Regions from separate parts of the Homo sapiens genome. Here region 2 is linked to region 1. The links are chromatin contacts, found by Hi-C in ENCODE. All regions are on one chromosome and are shown on one strand. Each heading gives the region's core, a stretch centred on a gene start or an enhancer-like site at or near the end of the contact. The rest is flanking DNA. Distances are from core to core; before and after follow the strand shown.

The links. Hi-C counts contacts between places; a loop is a spot of excess contacts on that map. Pooled maps may share reads with other maps.
Region 2: a pooled map shows a loop between it and region 1 (6-fold over the local background). The contact joins two enhancer-like sites. A Hi-C loop is called at or near these places in 2 of 37 single-sample maps with no recorded cell type and 3 of 50 pooled maps.

Annotation. Positions count from the first base shown.
Region 1 is chr15:70,668,277-70,672,745 of GRCh38, reverse strand. It overlaps UACA (uveal autoantigen with coiled-coil domains and ankyrin repeats), which reads left to right. Exons shown (of 19, transcript NM_018003.4): 14 at 745-781; 15 at 1,655-1,707; 16 at 3,284-4,469. Among named protein-coding and RNA genes, the nearest start is that of SALRNA2, 35 kb to the right of the region's middle. Within about 2 kb of position 2,610, at least 2 of the 41 ENCODE cell types and tissues checked have a DNase peak (open chromatin) inside an H3K27ac peak, as active enhancers do.
Region 2 is chr15:69,666,822-69,671,581 of GRCh38, reverse strand. All of the region lies in intron 1 of PCAT29 (prostate cancer associated transcript 29), which reads right to left. Among named protein-coding and RNA genes, the nearest start is that of PCAT29, 77 kb to the right of the region's middle. RefSeq lists enhancers at 2,518-2,597, 4,676-4,760. Within about 2 kb of position 3,266, at least 9 of the 41 ENCODE cell types and tissues checked have a DNase peak (open chromatin) inside an H3K27ac peak, as active enhancers do.

The DNA.
Region 1 (4,469 bases), core at 1,361-3,860:
CTCAAGTGATCTGCCTGTCTCAGCCTTCCAAAGTGCTGGGATTACAGGTGTGAGCCACTGTGCCTGGCCTATTCTTACCCTTGAAGTGTAGTATTTTAATTTATATATTAGATTCTTTGTATTTGGCTTACTTGGGAAAAGGAACAACCCAGTATATTTTGATTCACTGTAGCTAGAGTTCTCTATTATTTCCTAACTAATGGATTGATGGATTTATTACTATGTGTAGGTCTCTGCCTCAGTTTCATTTCCTGCTCTCTCTCTCTTTTTACTTTCAAAGTACTTGGTATTTTATAAACTCTGGAAGAAGTGGTTATGTTGATATTTCATAGTCAATGAGGTAGGGTTTCTGCTTCCTACAGTGGTAAAGTAAAATGAGTTATTGACATGAATGTGGCCACTTCCTTCCTTTTGAGGTAAAGCAGTAGCAAACAGTAGTCTTTGAAAGTTGTTTCAGTTCATTTAGGGCTCACTTTTTTTTTTCTTTTGAGCAATAAAGTTTTTTCTTAAAACACTTGGCTGCTTTTATTAAAATGCTTAGTGAAGTACTTTATTCCCAGCTGATCTCTCTAAGTGTTGCTAGTGTTGTTTCTTTTTGTGGGTTTGAGTAGAATAATGCTCTGGAGAAACAAGAATGTCAAAAATGTAGTTTTAATGACTGCATGATTTAGAGCTAAAATAGATACAGAATTTAACAAAATGAGGCAGCATTCACCCTAAAATATTTTATGCTTCTGATTTCAGAGTGATCATTTAGGATCAGGAAGTCATTTCAGTAACCGTAAGTATAAAAGTATGGATTATCATTACAGTTCACCTAGTTCAAGTAAAGAAGAATGTTTATTCTTACTTGTTTAACTATACAGGAATAACTGTACAAGATATTCCTGCTGCTAAACTTCATCAGCACATGGAACTAGGAAGACGTTAAGATGACTATTGTAACTTCTAACATATTCTGATAATTACTGAAGCTCTGATTCTCCTTAGCTACCTGTATTTTAAAATTGTATATTGTATGAATTACCAAATTTGCCTTGTTGATTAGTAGACATAGACATTTGTCTTGTGATATTTAGGGTTCATTTTTTTATGGAAAGAACATAAACATAGTTTTCTAATTTGGAGAAATCGGTCTTAATGCAAGTAGGCATTTTAAAATTACATTTATGAATTATTTTTAGACCCTACATAATCTTTTTTATTCTGCAATGTTAAACAGTTTCTCTAGAAAATCTGTTTTTGTTTCCTAGTGACTATTAAACTATTCTCTCCTACAACAGTAATATTTATGCTATAAATTTAAATCATCATTTTTGTTTTGATTGATTATAAGATATATGTTTTATTATCATGTAGCCTAGTTTAAGAGTCCTCAATATTTCTGAAGTTTTAGTGATTCTGCTGAGAGAGAGCATAGAAAAAAATAAGAAAAAAAAAAACCAACCTAGTATCTGTTGTTCAGTAGATTGTAGGTACTTCTGTTTATAGAAATAATAAGGGGAAAATGGGTATTTTAGAATGAGGATACTTTTGTGTTGTACCTCTTGCTTCTCTTTTATTTGAATAATAAAGGAAATAACATCAAATTAATGTTTAGCCTACTTTAGTATGGATATTGAAGTTAAAATGTCATTCATTTGCATTTATTTAGGAAAAGAAGATATGCTTCTTAAACAAGGTCAGATGTATATGGCAGACTCACAGGTAATAACTGTTTTTTTTTTTAATTTTAAAAAACATTTAAAGAAAATTTTTGTGCCTTTATAAAGAGAGGAGAAAGCGGCATTGTACATTAAGTATATATACATAGAGTGAGGTTTTCATTATCAAAGACAAGTTGGTCCTGCTTTCTTGAGTTTAATAAAAACAGATATTGCTGTTTCTGGTGCCCTCTAGAGTGTTTTTGATGATAGTGGTTATAATAAGAGATTTGAATTATAGTTTCATTGCATTTGATGCTAAGTTTCTGTTCATTAACAGTGATTAGTTAACTCTTCATATTTGCCCATATAAAGGGGAAGACAGATATGAATAATCCAAAATATAATTTTTTGGTTTTTTTTTTTCCTCTTGATCCAGGGGAAAGGCAGTTCAGATTTAACTAACAGTAAATCTGTAGGGGTCTGCAGCAAGCTCTATCCTTGCCTCTTCAGAGGAAAGGATTCGGCTGAGGGGCAGAAGTAGGTTTAAGGCAGAGGGAGAGACCAAGGGAAGTTTTAGGGCAGGAGTGAGTTTATTAAAAAGTGTTAGAGCAGGAACGAAAGGAAGCAAAGTACACTTGGAAGAAGGCCAAGTGGGCGGCTTGAGAGATCCCAGTACCCTGTTCAGCCCTTGGCTTGGGATTTTTATGCACTGGCTTGGTTTTGGGGTTTGCATTTCTCCTCCCTTGATTCTTCTCTTGGGGGCAGGCTATCTGCATGCATAGTGGCCTGTCAGCACTTAGGAGGGGCCACATGTGTAGTGCCTTTACTAAGGTTGTGCACCTGCTCTCTAGGGGCTATTTTCCTTTACCAGTCAAATGCTCCCTGAAGAAGGTCATACATCCACCATTTTGCCTCTTAGTGCGCATGCTTGAGCCTGCTCACCCAGCTCCGGAGATCTTATCAGGAAGCCGCTGTCACCAGCTCCAGGTGTTTTCTGTCTATTGGGAGACTCTCTTTCCCTGGTGCTGGCTGTGACCAATCATTCTCTTGACAACTCTGATAACTAGCTGGGTTTCTTTTCGTGGTATTTTTATAATTCAGAGAATATTCTGTTGGATTAACAGTGAAGGTACGCAGAAGTCAAAAATCTTATTAGTTAAATCTATAATTCTATGAAATTATCTGCAAATTTAAAATCGCAGTACTTGTTTTTATTCAAGGATATGATGGTTTTCTTCAGAATTTAAAGTTCTAAGCACATTATGTACCATAAAACATAGAAATAATAAATATGTTTTGATAAAGTTGATGATATTCATGTGTGGGTAGGTGTTAATGAATGGGGGAAGAAAGACAAAATAGCACCCAGTAGCCATGGCCATTGTCCGTTGTTCTGCCAGAAATAGACTTACGTGAACAGAACTCTCAAAATGTTGTGAATGTATTAAGGAAATCATATCCAGAACTGTTTCCTTACCACAAAAATCAGCATTGTGATTTTTTTTCCATCTTACTGCCTAATCTGAAAACCCTTTGATTCCTGATGATGTGCTAACTTTCTCTAAGTTTGGCAAATAAGTATAGTAAATGTCTCATTTAGGCTTTTGTGATTGATGTCTTTTTTTTTTTCTTTTCAGTGTACTTCCCCAGGTATACCAGCCCATATGCAAAGCAGATCTATGTTAAGACCTCTGGAACTATCTTTACCCAGTCAAACGTCATACTCTGAAAATGAAATTTTAAAGAAAGAGTTAGAAGCAATGCGAACTTTCTGTGAGTCAGCAAAACAAGACCGACTGAAGCTCCAAAATGAACTGGCACACAAAGTGGCAGAATGCAAAGCTTTAGCATTAGAATGTGAAAGGGTCAAGGAGGATTCAGATGAACAGATAAAGCAATTAGAAGATGCATTAAAAGATGTGCAGAAGAGGATGTATGAGTCAGAAGGTAAAGTTAAACAAATGCAGACCCATTTTCTTGCCCTTAAAGAACACTTAACAAGTGAAGCAGCCTCAGGGAATCACAGACTAACCGAGGAACTGAAGGATCAGTTGAAAGACTTGAAAGTAAAATATGAAGGTGCTTCAGCAGAAGTGGGGAAATTAAGAAACCAAATCAAACAAAATGAGATGATAGTAGAAGAGTTTAAGAGGGATGAAGGCAAGCTGATAGAAGAAAATAAGCGATTACAGAAGGAACTTAGTATGTGTGAAATGGAGCGAGAGAAGAAAGGAAGAAAGGTCACAGAGATGGAAGGCCAGGCAAAAGAATTGTCAGCGAAGTTGGCCCTTTCCATTCCAGCTGAAAAATTTGAAAACATGAAGAGCTCATTATCAAATGAAGTGAATGAGAAAGCAAAAAAATTAGTAGAAATGGAAAGAGAACATGAAAAATCACTTAGTGAAATTAGACAGTTAAAGAGAGAACTTGAGAATGTTAAGGCCAAGCTTGCTCAGCACGTCAAACCAGAGGAACATGAACAGGTTAAGAGCAGATTAGAACAGAAATCAGGAGAACTTGGGAAGAAGATCACTGAGTTAACATTGAAAAATCAGACACTACAAAAGGAAATTGAAAAAGTTTATTTGGATAATAAGCTCCTCAAGGAGCAAGCACATAACTTAACAATTGAAATGAAAAATCATTATGTTCCTTTAAAAGTAAGTGAAGACATGAAAAAGTCACATGATGCAATTATTGATGATCTTAATAGAAAGCTTTTAGATGTAACACAAAAATATACAGAAAAGAAGTTGGAAATGGAGAAATTGCTACTGGAAAATGACAGCTTAAGTAAGGATGTAAGCCGCCTAGAAACTGTGT
Region 2 (4,760 bases), core at 2,017-4,516, 1.0 Mb after region 1:
AAGGGTACCCTGCATAAGGTCAGAAGAAGAGCTGTCTGAGACGAGGAAACAGTCGAAGCAAAGGCCTGGGGAAAGAACGTGTTTGGTTTATTCAAGGGACAGAAGAAAGTGCAGAGTGGTTGGGGCTGAGGGAGCAAGGGCGGGATGTAGGCAGGGCTGCATATACAGCTAGGTGATAACTCAGTGCAGAGAAAACACCACCCATGGGTACCAGCACTCCTGCCCCAGACAGGTCCAAACTCCCCTTCGAGATATCTGCTTGATTTGAGCATCTAAGGGAGCCCTTGCCACTTAATACTAAAGACTTGGAGAACTAAACTGGAAGCTCAGATCGTGCAGATGGCCCACCCCATCCCACCCCTGGCTCCCTGACTTGGGAGGCTCTCTTCTCCCCACCTCCACGTCTCTCTTCCATCAAAAGAGGGCCTGGCAGCTGCTGCTTTGGTGGTGATTGAGATGTGCCTAGCAGCATGTCTGCAGCAACCATCTCCTGGGCTGTGCTCTGCCCCTGTAGTCAGCCACCCAACCCCACTGGGCTTTGAAGCCAGGAGCTCATCTTGAAGGGTTTCTCCCTAGCTCGAGGCAGGCTAGCCAGGGGAAACCAGTGTCTCAGCTGAGGTCCTCTCCTCCCCCTGGGCGTCTGGAAGCACCGACAAACCCTCAGCTCTCAGGGTTAACAAAGTCTGGAGGCAGGGCAGGGACACACAGACTGCAGTGTTCACAGCCACCACCCAAAGTGAGTGATGCAGAAACACAGTCCCCTGTGTGCCTATCAGCCAGATCCAGCCCCTACACACACAGGGCCCAGGGAGAGGCAGGCTTCCTCCAGGAAAGGAAGGCTGGGTCATAGTTGCTGGGGGTGAGAGGGCACCCCAGAGATGCCCCACAAAATGAGCAGGCTGACAAGAGTAATCCCAGTTCATATTAGGTACCCACTATGTGCCAGGCTTCACACTGGGCTCTTGACACTCAAAGCTCCTTACCTTACTGCACCTTCACTCAGCAAGCCTGAGACTCCATGGTTAGTACCACCCCATTTTATAGATGAAGAAACTGAGGTTCTGAGAAATAAACTAACAGCCTTCACTGTGCTAGGAAGTGGCTAAGGGGAGTTGGAGCCGGCCTGCTGCCTCTGCCCCATCCCTGCCTCCTCAAGGCCTAGAGTCTGTGCTGACCCTTTGCCGAGGTCAAGCCCAGGTCAGCTGCGTGGGGTGCAAGCAGGGACATGATCTCTATGATTGATGAGCTTACAGCCAAATTGCAGACACAAGAAAGCACTCAGGAAACGATTCTAGAGGAGGAGAATGTGGGGCTGAATAAGGGAGAAAAGCGCATTGAACTTGGGAGTCAGACAGACATGGGTTGGGACCTGAGCCCTCTGAACCTCAGTTTCCTCACCTGTAAAATGAGCATCATCCTGAGTCCTGCTCAAGGTGGTCCCTAGGCGCCCATGAGTGCTGGCAAATACTCAGCGTGCCATGAGCATTGTACGAATGTTTCCTTGCTTCTTTCTTAGCATTATTTTTCTATTCCTTAAAATAAGCATAGTAAGACTTTGGAGAAGGAAGGACTCCATGTGGCCTGGAATCGTCAGGACAGGTTTCCTAGAGGAGCTGGGACCTGGGCCTCCACTGGACTTGCTGCGTCTGATCTCAAGCAGAGCTGAAGGTGTCATTATTTGCCAAGTACGCCATTGTTCTGAGATTCAGTTTCCTCATTTGTAAATGGAGATAAGCATAACTAATTTACCAACAGATCACACACACAGAGCTGTCCAGCAGGATGGAAGGAAGCGAGGAACCCAGAGATTTGGGTCCAGTCAGAGTTCTGCCACTATGGTGTTACCCTAGGCAGGTCACGTTTTGTCTCTATGATTTTGTCTCCTCATCTGTGAAATGGGAATTTTTTATTTTGAAGTCACTAGGTGAGTCACTTCACCTCCCTAGAAGTTGCTTCCTCATTGGTAAAATGCCTGGTTGTAGCTCTCCACGTTTTTTTCTCTTGGGTTTAAAGCCCCTGTGGCTTGGATTCTAAGCTAGGGCCCACCCTGTCCCCATACCCTCTCCACCCACCATGCCAGCCAAGACAATACACCCTTGGGGAACCATGTTCAGGTCCAGAGAGAGAACAGAAATGCTTCTGGGCCATATCCTCTTTCCAGATGGCCTTTAAGAGAAACAAGAGGCACAGGTAACAAGGAGGAAGAAACTGACCTTGAAAACACTATGAAACATAAGCCAAACTCTCCCAGATAGCTGCTGGCAGGGTCCCCCCACCCCGGCCCCCATCAGCTACAGAGGCACTTCAGAGCACTTCCTGTCTCATTTGGGGCAGGGCTGGCCAGGATGCTCGTGCAGCCCAACCCCAGCCTGGGTAGGGTGCTCTGACCACAGGCCGGTCACATGTAAGGGCAAGCAGAGGACTATTTTTGATCAGTGGTTAGGAGCCAGTGGCAGGTGACAAAACATGGTGAGCGTGAGCAGCCACAAGTGGGCCCTGGGCTCCTGGGCATGGAACTCTCCCCACTCTTGGCTTCCCACTTCCTGGGGTGCATTTCTCTCTTACAGCCCCACCCCACACCACCACCCTCACTCAGTGGCAAACTAAACACTGTCCCTCCTAGCCAGACAGGGGTCTACACCTGGGACACCGTCAGTGGGGTGTTAGGGTTAGGTTGTTTGCCAAGTTCAGGATTGGGACACTCAGCTTTGAGCACCTCCTGCTATATGGAGGGCTCCTCAGAAGGGGAGGTCTGGAGACTTACGGCCTAATTTCCCTAGTCTCTAGAACAGAGCTCCACTTCCTAGGGAGCTTTCTCCAGTGCCCTCCCCACCATTTCCTCCAATATCACCTTCTTCTCAGGAGGAGGGGAAAAGGCCACAGGAGGAAGTAGAGGAGGGTGGGCAGGAGCCAGCTGGGGGATCAAGAGGGATCAGATGAGCACAGAGCCAGCTGATGGGGCTGCACACACCAGCCTCACCCTCTTTCTGCCTCTTCCCTCCTCCTCCTTTCTTCCCCTCATAGACGATAACTGAGCAGCTGCCATGTGCCAGCCCTGTCTGAGTTCCTGCGTATGCACATCTGCCTCACACTCAGACTCTGCACTCTGGCCTGCTCTCCTGCTGAGGCAGAGGGACCCTGTGGCGAGGGAGAGCAGAAAGAGCTCCTCAGCCTATGAAACTGGCCACTACCACAATTTTAGAAATGTGGTCACTGAGGGCCTGAAAAAAAGCCTTGCCCAAAGGCAATCCTCTTGGGACCAAGGCTCCTGCCTGCTGAGGCTGACGAGGTCCTGGCCAGGCAGCACAAATTCCATGCAGGGATGTCCCTGGGGCCCCTGCTGTGCACCCAGCACTGTGTTGGACTGTGGGGACACGGGGTGAGTCAGGCCTGATCTGGGGATGGGGACACAAACACACACAGAGCCAACTCACTCCTTGGTGCCTGAGGAGAAGCCCTGGCGCTGGAGGCACTTAAGAAATGCCCAGTGACCTTTCACACCACAGAGGGCACAAGCCCCCTGAGGTCCAGGGTACCATTGGCTTGCTCTGCCCTGTACCTGCATGTCAACATGGAGCCAGGAGCTGACCTCTGTTTTTGAATCATTAGCTCCTGAGTTGAGGGAATGTGGAGGAAGTGTCTGGGGGTGGGAGTCCAGACACTCATTCAGCGGCTGAGTGGCCCCTGTTCCACTTGGCAGCCCTAACTGCCCCCTCCCCAGCTTCCCCCTTTCCCAGCACCCTCCCACCAGCACCGTCCTGGGCTCCTGTTACTCAGGGTTCAAAAGACCGGAACACGAGCGATGGAATGTCAGGACAGGAGGGCAGAAGAGGGATTCAGGATAGACTAGGTCCTGCAGGGCCCCCACCCCCACCATGTGGCAGCCCAAGGGTATTGACAAGCCTTATGGTGAGCATCCCAGTGCTGAGGTCCAGAGAGGTACAGTGCCTTGCCCAAAGTCACACAGCAAGAAGGGACAGCAGTAGGCCCAGAGCCCCAGTCTCTGCTCTCATCTCAGACTCCACCCACTCTTGCACGCAGGTGGCTTCCCCAGCTGGTTCCACACGCTGGGTGGATGTCCAGGCCTAGCGTTCCTACAGCTCAGAGAGTGCCTGGTCGGCGGGGGGGGGGGGGGGGCGGGAATGGGAGGGTGCAGAGGGGGAACAGGAGAAAACAGAAAGTGCCAGTGATTCACATTTCAAAATGTCGTGTTATTCCAGGCGCTTTCTCGCTTTGCCACCACCTTCATCCACCCCCCACTTGCCATCTTGAGAACCGGCTGCAGGGTGGCTGGGGCGGGGGGAGGAGGAGGCTGAGACCATCATCTAAGGAAGCTGTGTTTCCACCCTGCCCACTGAGAAGCCCGAGGGTGAATGAGCAGTCGGATGAGCACCGAGCTGGGAACCAAGGGGCCTGGGTGCCAGCCCTGGCTTTGGAATTGGTTGTTGTGAGACCCTGAGCAAGTCCCTAGGCCTCTCTCTACTTCCTTTACATACTTCCCCAGCACGTAAAATGGGGAAGTGGGAAGAGTTTGTGGCTCCCACGACTAGTTGCATATCAAAGCAAAACAAAACAGATTCTTGGACTGCATCCCCAGAGATTCTGATTCTATATGTTAGAGATGAGGCCTGGGAGTCTAATTTTAAAGCATACCCCTAAACCCCACCCAACCTGGTGATTCAGTGCAACCAGTCTACCGAGGCGCGGTTAGAGAGTTCCTGGCTATATGCTTCCACGCGGTTTCCAATCATCTCCAGGAC